3 separate regions of the Homo sapiens genome follow, and all the other regions are linked to region 1. Evidence: chromatin contacts called from ENCODE Hi-C or POLR2A ChIA-PET data. All regions are on one chromosome and are shown on one strand. The core of a region is the stretch at or near the end of the contact, and the rest is flanking DNA. Distances in the headings are between cores, read along the strand shown.

Region 1 (3,381 bases), core at 620-3,119:
AGAGTGAAGAACAAGACTCAAAGCCAGCTGCCTAATCCCAGTCTTCAGGCCTTAACTCCCATGCTATATGGACACAGGCTGCACACACAGGATCCTCAAGCCCAGAGTCACAGGCACACAGCCAGTTGAGACAGTCTAGGGACAAGGACTTTGGTCTAGGGACCAAAGTGCCATATCCGGCCTAACATCCTTTCTCCATTACACAGTTTCAAGTGTAGAAGCATCTGTATTTACGCAGGTGATAAATACACGTTTACTCTCTGGTTTATGATGTCATGGCCTAACGCCCTATAAACCTAGCTTAACCCCAGCAATGCCCTGTGCTGGCCCCGGCCCTGACTACTCCCTCCCATCCCTGCTCCATGGCCTTCCAACAAACAGCTCGCCTGCCTCCACCAAGACTTTTAAATTCTCCCTCACAGCGTTATAATCCTTCCCATGCCCCTTTAGGGCAGTACAATCTCCATGATTCCTAATGAGAGAGCTGGCAGCACCATACCAGAGCACACATATGCAATACCTGATAGTTCTCAGTGTTCTTACAGACATTACCCAGCCAGCTCAGCAACCCTGAACCAGCTAAACATGGACAACAGCTTTTTATTTTATTTTTAAATTTTATTTATTTATTATTTATTTATTTATTTATTTTTAAGACAGAGTTTTGCTCTTGTTGCACAGGCTGGAGTGCAGTGGCGCTATCTCAGCTCAGCGCAACCTCTGCCTCCCGGGTTCGAGCGATTCTCCTGCCTCAGCCTCCTGAGTAGCTGGGATTACAGGCATGTGCCACCACGCCCGGCTAATTTTATATTTTTGGTAGAGATGGGGTTTTTCCATGTTGGTCAGGCTGGTCTCGAACTTCTGACCTCAGGTGATCTGCCTGCCTCAGCCTCCAAAATGCTGGGATTACAGGCACGAGCCACCGTGCCCAGCCTTTTTTTTTTTTTTTTTTTTTTTTTGAAAAGGAGTCTCACTCTGTCACCCAAGCAGGAGTGCAATGGCATGATCCTGGCTCACTGCAACCTCCACCTTCTGGGTTCAAGCGATTCTCCTGCCTCAGCCTCCAGAGTAGCTGGGACTACAGGAGTGTGACACCATGCCTGGCTAATTTTTGTATTTTAGTAGAGACGGGCTTTCACCTTGTTGGCCAGGCTGATCTTGAACTCCTGACCTCAAGTGATCTGCCTGCCTTGGCCCCCCAAAGTGCTGGGATTGCAGGCATGAGCCACCATGCCCGGTCTAGCTTTTTATTTTTTTGAGACGAGATCTCAGTCTGGGTGAAGACTGGAGTGCAGTGGAACAATCCCGGCTCACCGCAGCCTTGAACTCCTGGGCTCAGGTGATCCTCCCACCTCAGCCTCCCAAGTAGCTGGGACTACAGGCACACATCACCACGCCCAGCTAATTTTTCAAATTATGTGTAGAGATGTGGGTGGGGGGAGAGGGTCTCACTATGTTGCCCAGGCTGGTCTCGAACTCCTGACCTCAAGTGATCCTCCCACCTTGGCCCCCCAGAGTGCTGACATTACAGGCGTGAACCATTTCGCCTGACCTGAACAGCTTCTGGACGTGTCTGGCCAGCTCATATCCCTCCTGTGAGGACCGCCTCTACTCCCATTCACAGGGGAAAGCTCCTACCCCCTGGTGCTGCGTGATCATGCCCTCCTGGCCCCAGCTGACTGGCCCAGTGGTAGACAGCTGATCCACACAAGCCCATCAGACTCTCTCCTCAGGAGTTCACATCAAGGCTCAGACACCATTCAGTAACTAAGGGTTACTGGAAAGTGGACGGGTGTATTTGGGAGCTGAGGGGCCATACCACCTGGTGCACATCCACAGCAGCAGCGGCGTCCTGCAGGTGCACCATGCAGACTCACTGAGAACAGCTGCGTCAGCCACCCCCACCACACCCCCACACACCCCCGGCACTTGGGAGACCAGGCACTTCCTCCTTTGAGTCTTCAATTCCCCTATGGCTTCAAATAGCTCGAGCTGGTTTCTGTTACTTGCCTTCAGTAGAGTCTGAACTGAGAGACAAGCTGGCATCACTATCCTCCCTGTACAGATGAGGAAAGAGGCTCTAGAGGTGACTAAATCAACATCATATAGTCAACATGTAATAAAGGAGCCGTTAAAAACCCTGCCATGTGACTCTTCTTCAGTGCCATCCCATGCCTCCTTCCCTGGATTAAAGGAAGTGGCAGGTATTCCATTTCTGTCAGTGTTTAAAAAAAAAAAAAAAAATGGTGGCACAGTAAGCGATTCAGCCAGAGGCACTCCAATGGACTGAAGCTGGAAACAAGAAATTCAAAATCCTCTCCTTTAGATCGGCAAAGACAGCTCTTCTCTCCTCTACATTTGCCAGCCTTCCTTGCAGTGAGGTCGGCCCCATGTGACCAGCTCTGGACAATGTGAATGGAAGTAACAGGTGTCAGTTTCCTCCATCTCTCTCCTCCCCTCCCGCAGTAACCTTGAAGGCCCTATATTCCAGATGATGTGGCTACAGATGGAGGTGCACTGCCTGACCTACAAGACTTTCCACGAGCAAAAAATAAACCTAGATGGTGTCAAGCCCCTGGGATGTCAGGATTTGATTATTCCTGCAGCATAATCCAGCCTCTCCTGACTAAAGCACAGGAATTTTTCAGCCTGGGCCCTTCAGCAGGATGCTGCATTCATTTGTTTAACATTCATCTGTTTAACAAATATTTCTGGAGCAACAGTGCCAGGTGCTGTCATGGGTATAATCAAGGGCACAGTAGTTTTTAAAAAAATACAATAACTACCCTTAGGAAGCACCCTATCTGGTGACTCATAAGCCCCACTTGGGACTAAAAGAAACAGTTCTACAGGTGCAAAGCAGAACTCCCACGCAGCCCCTGGCTAACCTGAGCCCCAGAGAAGCTAAGCTGCCAGGAGGCAAAGACAGCTTGTCCTAGTGACTCCAGGAGGGTGGCAGCCAAGAGTGAGTTCACACCAGGCTTTCACACCCAAGGCTCTACCAACTCTACTCCTGCCAGCCGTGTGGCTGTAGACAAGTGCTTCCCTTGCTCTGGGCGCAGACACATGGGAGAAGGCATCAAGGAGGAGTCATCAAGAGAGCAGGTGGCTGATGGAAAACAGAAGCCGCAAAAGACACCACTCATCTTCCCCACCCTCCTCTGCAGCCGAAATGTCTCCTCTGGGAATCATCTCCCTGTTTCATTTTAACTGGAAAAGTCCCCCATGACTGAGCTTTTCTCCCCCTATCCCACATAGCAGAGGACTGAGCAGAGAAGTCATTATTCTGTCAGGAACTGGTGTCTGGGTATAGTCTCCTTTCTTTATGCCAAAAGCTAGATAAAAGTTAGGTAGACAGGGTTGCCATATACAGTTATGCAG
Region 2 (3,381 bases), core at 372-2,871, 480 kb before region 1:
GTAGTGGTAGGTCCTGGAGACAGGAGGCACAGCCTTTACTCATGGCCTCATGGTAAGGTAGAGTCATGCAGAACATTTAACGAAAGTATGGCTTGGCCGGGTGTGGTGGTGACTCACGCCTCTAATCCTAGCACTTTAGGAGGCTGAGGCAGGAGGATTGTTTGAGCCCAGGAATTCAAGACCAGCCTGGGCAACATAGCAAGACTTCATCTCTACAAAAAATTAAAAAATTAGCCGGGCACGGTGGCTCACACCTGTAATCTCAGCACTTTGGAAGGCTGAGGCGGGCAGATCACCTGAGGTCAGGAGTTCGAGACCAGCCTGGCCGACATTGTGAAACCCCGTCTCTACTAAAAATGTAAAAATTAGCTGGGCGTGATGACAGGCACCTGTAATCTCAGCTACTCGGGAGGCTGAGACAGGAGAATTGCCTGAACCCGGGGGGTGGAGGTTGCAGTGAGCCAAGATCATGCCACTGCACTCCAGCCTGGGCAACAGAACGGAACTCTGTCTCAAATAAATAAATAAATAAATAAATAAATAAATAAATAAATAAATAATCAGTTGGGCGTGGTGACACATGCCTGTAGTCCCAGCTACTTGGGAAGCTGAGGCAGGAGGATCACTTGAGCTTGGGAGGATGAGGCTGCAGTGAGCTGTGGTTGCACCATTGCACTCCAGCCCGGGTGACAGAGCCAAACCCTGTCTTGGGAAGGAAAGAAGGCAGGAAGTTAGGGAGGGAAAGAGAAAAAGGAAAGGAAAGGAAAAAGAGAGAAAGAGAAGAAAAGAAAAAGATTTGATGGGCAAAATCCTGTCTTTGGAAGGAAAGAGGGGAGGAAGGTAGGGAGGGAAAGTGGAAAAGAAAAGGAAAAAGAAAGAGAAGAAAAGAAAAAGATTTGATGTACGCCACCATGAAAGCAGGTAGAAGGCAGAGGAATCATGAGGAGCTGGATGGGTTCACCTGGGGAGAGTACTAATGGGACATGAGGCACCCCGCCTGTGTGTTTGGAGAACTACAGCAGTTTGCAATGCCAGAAGGAACAAAGGGAGGCGAGGAACCATGGCAGTAGGGTGGAGGTGGGCAGGGGCAGGTCCCAGTGGTGCTAGGAAACTTGTACTTTATCCATAGGCAGGGGAGCTGTGGCTTCTATAGCCTTCAAGGGGAGGTCACCATTGAGCCGAGAAGGGAGAGGAGCTTTCTAGGCAGAAAGCGTGGTTGACTGAAATGGCAGAGTGTGTTCTGAGGAGGGTGGCAGGCTCTGGGTGGTGCATTTCTTCCGGCCAAAGGAGAGACGTGAGGCAGGAGCTGTGTGTCTTCCATACTGTGCTCACTCACCATGCTCAATGCTCAGAATCCCTCCTTGCAGAGGCTGCAGCCCTCTTTGTAGGTGCTTTGGTGGAAAGTTAAATTTGATTGTCCTATGGGCCTGTGGCAGGGGCTGCAGTCTCCCCTTGTCTCAGTGCCCCATTTCCTCTGAAGAGTGGGCATTGGCAACACCCTTCATGACACTTGAGCTTGTGCCCATGGGGTCTGCCGGCTTCTCCCTGCCCTTGACCCGGCCGCAGAGTGGACTGCACAGATCACATGGGTGCAGTGTTGTCACCCACTCTTCTCTGGGCTCCACACACAGACAGCATTTGGCCTGCTCCCCGAGGGCCACACGGTCATCCTAGGCAGCTGTTCAGTGGTAATTAGTCAACCCAAGTCTCACAGGTTCAATGACTCATTGTCTTAAATTTAATAAGTACAGAAAAACAGAGTGCTGATGTATTAAAAAATTAATCCTCCTAAGAGGTAGCCTCGGCAGAGGGGCTTGGAATGAAGGGAAGCAGAGGGAATGTGCAGGGAAGTAGGAAATTTCTCCTTCTGGGGCCCGGGCTGCTGTCGGGAACAGTAGGGCAGAGCCCCAACTCTTGGATTTTTTTTTTTTTTTTTTGAGACATAGTCTCTTGCCCTGTCACCTAGGCTGGAGTGCAGTGGAGCGATCTCAGCTGACAGCAACCTCCACCTCCTGGGTTCAAGCGATTCTCCTGCCTCAGCCTCCCGAGTAGCTGGGATTACAGGCGTGAGCCACCACACCGGCTAATTTTTGTATTTTTAGTAGAGACAGGTTTCACCATGTTGGCCAGACTGGTCTCAAACTCCTGACCTCAAGAGATCTGCTACCTCGGCCTCCCAAAGTACTGGGATTACAGACGTGAGCTAGAACCCTTGGGTTTTGAGAAGGAGATGGCAGCTCTGCATAAACTTTCTTCTCTTACTCTTCCTTTTCCATTACCCCATTTCCTTCCTCTTGTCCTTCTCTCTTTCTGTATTAGTTTCCTAGGGCTGCCATAACAAAGTACCACAAACTGGGTGCCTCAGCTACAGAAATGCCTTGTCCCACAGTTTGGGAGGCCAGAAGTCCAAGATAAGGGTGCGGGCAGGGTTGGTTCCTGCTGAGGGCTCTGAGGGACAGTCTGTCCCAGGCCTCTCCCCTTGCCTCTGGTGGCTTGCGGGCAGTCTTTGGCATTACTTGGCTTGTAGACACATCACTCCAATCTCTGCCTTCATCTTTATGTAACCCTCTCCCTGTGCTCATGCCTGGGCCTAAATGTCCCCTGTTTGTAAGAACACCAGTCACATTGGATTAGGGTTCTCTCCGACTTTCTCTTGCTCTGTGTCTCTCTGGTGCCACCTCACCTGCCTGGCCCTTCATGGTTCACCTTACTGTGTGGGTCCCAGCCATCCACCAGAGATGGACAGGTGCCTCCTGGGCTGCCAGCCCCTGCCAGGACTCCTTTCTTTGCCTTTCCAGAGGTGGGTGTTGTGCCCACGTGACCCCAGACATCTCACCTTGCAGCTTCTAGATTCCCCTGCCCTTCTCTGACAAAACTTTTCTTCTGGAACATTGACTAACTCCTCTGTGTAGGCTGCAGTTCCCAGCAGGGGTTTATGAGTGTGGACAAGAAAAAGGGTATATCTATGTGAGTCTGCATACTTGGAGAATTTCCTTCTATCGATCAAAAAATATTCCAGCACAGAGCAGGACATTCTCCTGAATAAGCCTTATCACTTAAAGCATTTCCTCCTCAAAGGCAATCCATTTAGGTGAAGTGCAGAGACAACTGAGTTGAAATTCATCAAGAGGGGAATGTTGGCCCCCAAAGCATTATGGGCCATTAAGTCTGTAATGTGGCAGAGGCCTCTGGATAGCCAGAGTTCCTTCCTTCCTGGTGAATTGCAAGGGCTGCTGTGCCGGCACCTTCCTGTTATAGTCTCTGTCATACACACAAGCACTCAGACATTCTCCTGGTGTTTCCCTCTTCCTTGGGCACCTGTGTCCATAACGGAGGATGGTGATAGCTGGGAGACTCCCGCTTGGATGTCAGTGGAGGCCA
Region 3 (3,381 bases), core at 229-2,728, 310 kb before region 1:
GTGCAAAGGACAGCCGAGATTCCAGAGGAGGTGTAGGGACAGAGTCTTGTCCCCTGTGGGTTTTCTGCTGAGGGAGGAGGCTCCCTGGGGAGCTGGGCTGCAGGCGGAGTTTCACCCCTGCCTTGTCGTCATGCCTAGACCTGGAGGTCTGGGAGTGTCAGGGTCTGAGATGAATTAGGAAGCAAAGGGAGTGAAGACGCGTCGCTGGAAGATGGCGCCCTGACACTGATGACAGGAGGGCAGAGTGAGGGCTTGGCCTGGTCTTTGCCTCAGACCAAGCATTGGGGCGGGAAGGGTGTAGTTGGAGAGATGAGGAGGCATTTGGGGGCACCTAGAGCCGTGCTCTATGGCAGACAGATCCTTCAACCAGCGGTGGAAGCCCCAAGCTCTTGTCCTGTCTCCGATACCACCTGGCCAAGTGGCCATGGGCGGGTCACTCAGCTTCTAGGGCCTTACTTCTCTCTTTTGGAAAAGGGGGTCTACGAGGAATGGTCTTTGGGGTCTGTGCCCCTCTCCGATTGTGTGGGTCAGAGGGTGCAGGGAAGGCAGGCACAGAAGCAGAAGTCCAAGATGGAGGAGTTTGAGTGCAGGTGGCTCCCCCACCAGTGTCCCCTGGGGCTGGGATGGTTCCCCATCTGGGAGGGGCCTCAACAAGACTCCTCGGCCCGCACTAAGGAAGCCGTCCCCAAAGATGCCCCCCAGCAGCAGGCTGCTTCAGGATGGCCACAGGCTCCCAGACCTGAAGAAAAGAAGGGCACATGCAAGAAGGACCACCACAAGAGAGGCCAGCACTCAACCAGCCACTGTCATTAGACTTTCCCATTTCCAGGCAGAGACCCCCACCAGGCACAGGCACAGAGGTAGAAACTCCTTCTGAAGGGGTCACAGTACGCAAGGGGTAGGACCTGCATTTGGACCAGGCGGTCTGGGCCTTAACTGCCACCCTCCACCATCTCCCTAGTGTCCATTTTTCTGGTACAATAACACTAGCCACAAAGAGCTACTAAAACTTAGGTTTAAATTAAAGTTGGCTGGGTGCGGTGGCTCACGCCTGTAATCCCAACACTTTGGGAGGCCGAGGTGGGAGGATCACTTGAGGTCAGGAGTTCGAGACCCGCCTGGCCAACATGGTGAAACCCCGTCTCTACTAAAAATATAAAAATGAGCCGGGCGTGGTGCCCGGCATCTATAATCCCAGCTACTCGGGAGGCTGAGGCAAGAGAATCACTTGAACCCAGGAGGCAGAGGTTGCAGTGAGCCGAGATCACACCACTATACTCCAGCCTGGATAACAGAGTGAGACTCTGTCTCAAAAATAAGAAGAAGAATAAGAAGAAGTAAAAAGAAAATTTCAGTTCCTTTAGAAACACTGGCCACATTTCAGTGACTCAGTAACCATGTGTGGCAAGTGGCTATTGCCAGCACAGAATGTAGAACAGTCACCGTGGAAATTTCTTACGGGCTGGTGCTGTTCCAGTGCCTAAAGGAAGAGGGCTGTTACTGGGGGGTGCACGGTCCACACACTCACACATGCGCACCACTCCTTCCTGGAGACACCCATGGGGTCAGTGTCCCTGTGCTTCATTCTCTGCCAGTCTTGCTCAGCCCAGAAGCTGGTGGCTTTTCCTCTCACTTCCTCCCCTCGCTTCCCCTCCAGGGGATGACAGGTGCAAAGGCTCACGCATCTCGGCCCTCCAGGTGCAGCACTGATCTGTGCACTCAGCCTGCACAACCTGCTCCCCTCCGTAATCAGGCTGCCATTGCCCCTGAGTGTGATGCTAGTCCCAGGAGGACAGAGTTGAGGGATCTTAACATGGAATAATTGGGAGAGGACATCAATGTGGACCCTATGCTAAGGCCCCTGTCTCATCAGAGGGCCTGCCCCGGGGCCCCCATGAGCTGGCTCAGGAGACATCTAGTAGAACTCTGCCTCCATGGCCTGCATCCCTGGGCCTGCCCCAGGCAGACGGACATGCAGCAGTGACCAGATTGAGGCTGGGCAGAGTGAGATAGGGTCCCCTGGGTGCCCAGCCCTTCACCAAAGCCAAGACTTTGGGAACTGGGGGGGCGGGGGATGGACTGGGCTGCAGGAAGGAGGATAGAGTGGGGTTGGAGTGTTTTTGCCCAGGGCCCATCCGTTTGTCATGGCCACAGTCCCTGCAGCTTAATACAATCAGGTGGGTTTGAATGGGACAGAAATCAGGCATTACAATGTACAGACAGCAGCTTCCTGACCTTTGGGAGTTAGCTGCCCTGTTCTCAACCATCAAACTTTTATTTTTCCATCCTTCCCACCTTCCCACTCACTATGGAAGCCTCTTGATTCTCTTAACTAATGGCCAGAAAGGGGCCACCAGTGGCCACAAGAGTAAGGTTGCCTGCTCTCAGGGAGGGCAAGAGTGGAGTGGCCCTGAACTGGGAAGGGTGGCCCCATGGCTGGGGCCGCCCACCCCACTCATCTGAGAAGCCAGGCTAGGGTCAGAGTCTATTCCCCTCCTGACCCCCTCCCAAAGGATATGCTCCTTGTGGAGTGTTGGGTCTGTGCTTATCCCAGATGCCTCCCCAAGCAGCCAAATGTTTCCAGACACAAAGCCTAGGTAGGTCCATGTGTCATTCCAGTCAAGAGCGCAGGGAGTAGCTGAGCCCCTCTAGAACCAAACTTGATGACTCCTGGAGCCACAGCCTCAGGGCCAGGGCTACAGAGAAGCTTCTGGATGCCCTGACTTCCATCTGTCACCTCATGCCAATAAGGAAAGTTTCGGGTGGATCTGGCCGAGGCGGCTGGGGTACAGAAGGGGGACCCAGAGATGGGGCAGCCCAGCCCTCTGCCCTCTCCTCATCCCCATCAGGTAGATTCTGCGAACCCCTGCCATGCCCCGGGGATCCTGTGACTTCGTGACATTACACAGCAGTCATGTCACCTCCCAACTATCCTGATGTTTTCTTTGTGGTCTTTCTTTTCAGTGTCCTCACTGTATGCCCACTTTACCCACTTCCCACCTCCGGTCCCCCTCATGCTGTGCATGGATCCCGAACCTCTCCCAGCCCCTTTCTGAGTCCCCCTAGCAGGGCCATGCAAGACAGCTAGCTGGGAGAAATGAAAGCACGCCCAGGTCCTAGAGAGCTCCGAGACTCTTCATCCTGGCTGTTCTCACTCATAAACCAGGTAGCCTGGGTCCCCTTTCAGGAAGATGCAATCTGATCCCCTTTATGAAGGGTCCTCCTTTCCACCTGGACTTACCCTTTCTATGAACATCCATCTCATCTGGTTGGGGGTGCAGATATCACTCTTAGTAGAGCCTCATTCTCACCATGTGACATGGGGCTGCACGGACCTTCCTGGGCCACACAGCTGGTGGCAAGTGGCACCTGGCTGTGCCC

What was found. A loop is a pair of places that touch in the nucleus more often than their neighbours do. ChIA-PET counts read pairs that join two places held with the same protein, here RNA polymerase II (POLR2A). Pooled maps may share reads with other maps.
Region 2: a map with no recorded cell type shows a loop between it and region 1 (2.9-fold over the local background). The contact joins two enhancer-like sites. A Hi-C loop is called at or near these places in 2 of 37 single-sample maps with no recorded cell type and 4 of 50 pooled maps. POLR2A ChIA-PET finds 5 or more read pairs at or near these places in 3 of 52 experiments (AG04450, GM12878 and naive thymus-derived CD8-positive, alpha-beta T cell).
Region 3: a pooled map shows a loop between it and region 1 (4-fold over the local background). The contact joins two enhancer-like sites. A Hi-C loop is called at or near these places in 2 of 37 single-sample maps with no recorded cell type and 3 of 50 pooled maps. POLR2A ChIA-PET finds 5 or more read pairs at or near these places in 1 of 52 experiments (AG04450).

The regions. Positions count from the first base shown.
Region 1 is chr17:57,938,027-57,941,407 of GRCh38, forward strand. All of the region lies in intron 1 of CUEDC1 (CUE domain containing 1), which reads right to left. Among named protein-coding and RNA genes, the nearest start is that of CUEDC1, 16 kb to the right of the region's middle. RefSeq lists an enhancer at 3,266-3,325. Within about 2 kb of position 1,870, at least 18 of the 41 ENCODE cell types and tissues checked have a DNase peak (open chromatin) inside an H3K27ac peak, as active enhancers do.
Region 2 is chr17:57,459,615-57,462,995 of GRCh38, forward strand. The region is part of intron 6 of MSI2 (musashi RNA binding protein 2); the gene reads left to right. Among named protein-coding and RNA genes, the nearest start is that of MSI2-AS1, 150 kb to the right of the region's middle. RefSeq lists an enhancer at 2,412-2,651. Within about 2 kb of position 1,622, at least 2 of the 41 ENCODE cell types and tissues checked have a DNase peak (open chromatin) inside an H3K27ac peak, as active enhancers do.
Region 3 is chr17:57,628,118-57,631,498 of GRCh38, forward strand. All of the region lies in intron 10 of MSI2 (musashi RNA binding protein 2), which reads left to right. Among named protein-coding and RNA genes, the nearest start is that of MSI2-AS1, 21 kb to the left of the region's middle. RefSeq lists an enhancer at 1,710-1,809. Within about 2 kb of position 1,479, at least 5 of the 41 ENCODE cell types and tissues checked have a DNase peak (open chromatin) inside an H3K27ac peak, as active enhancers do.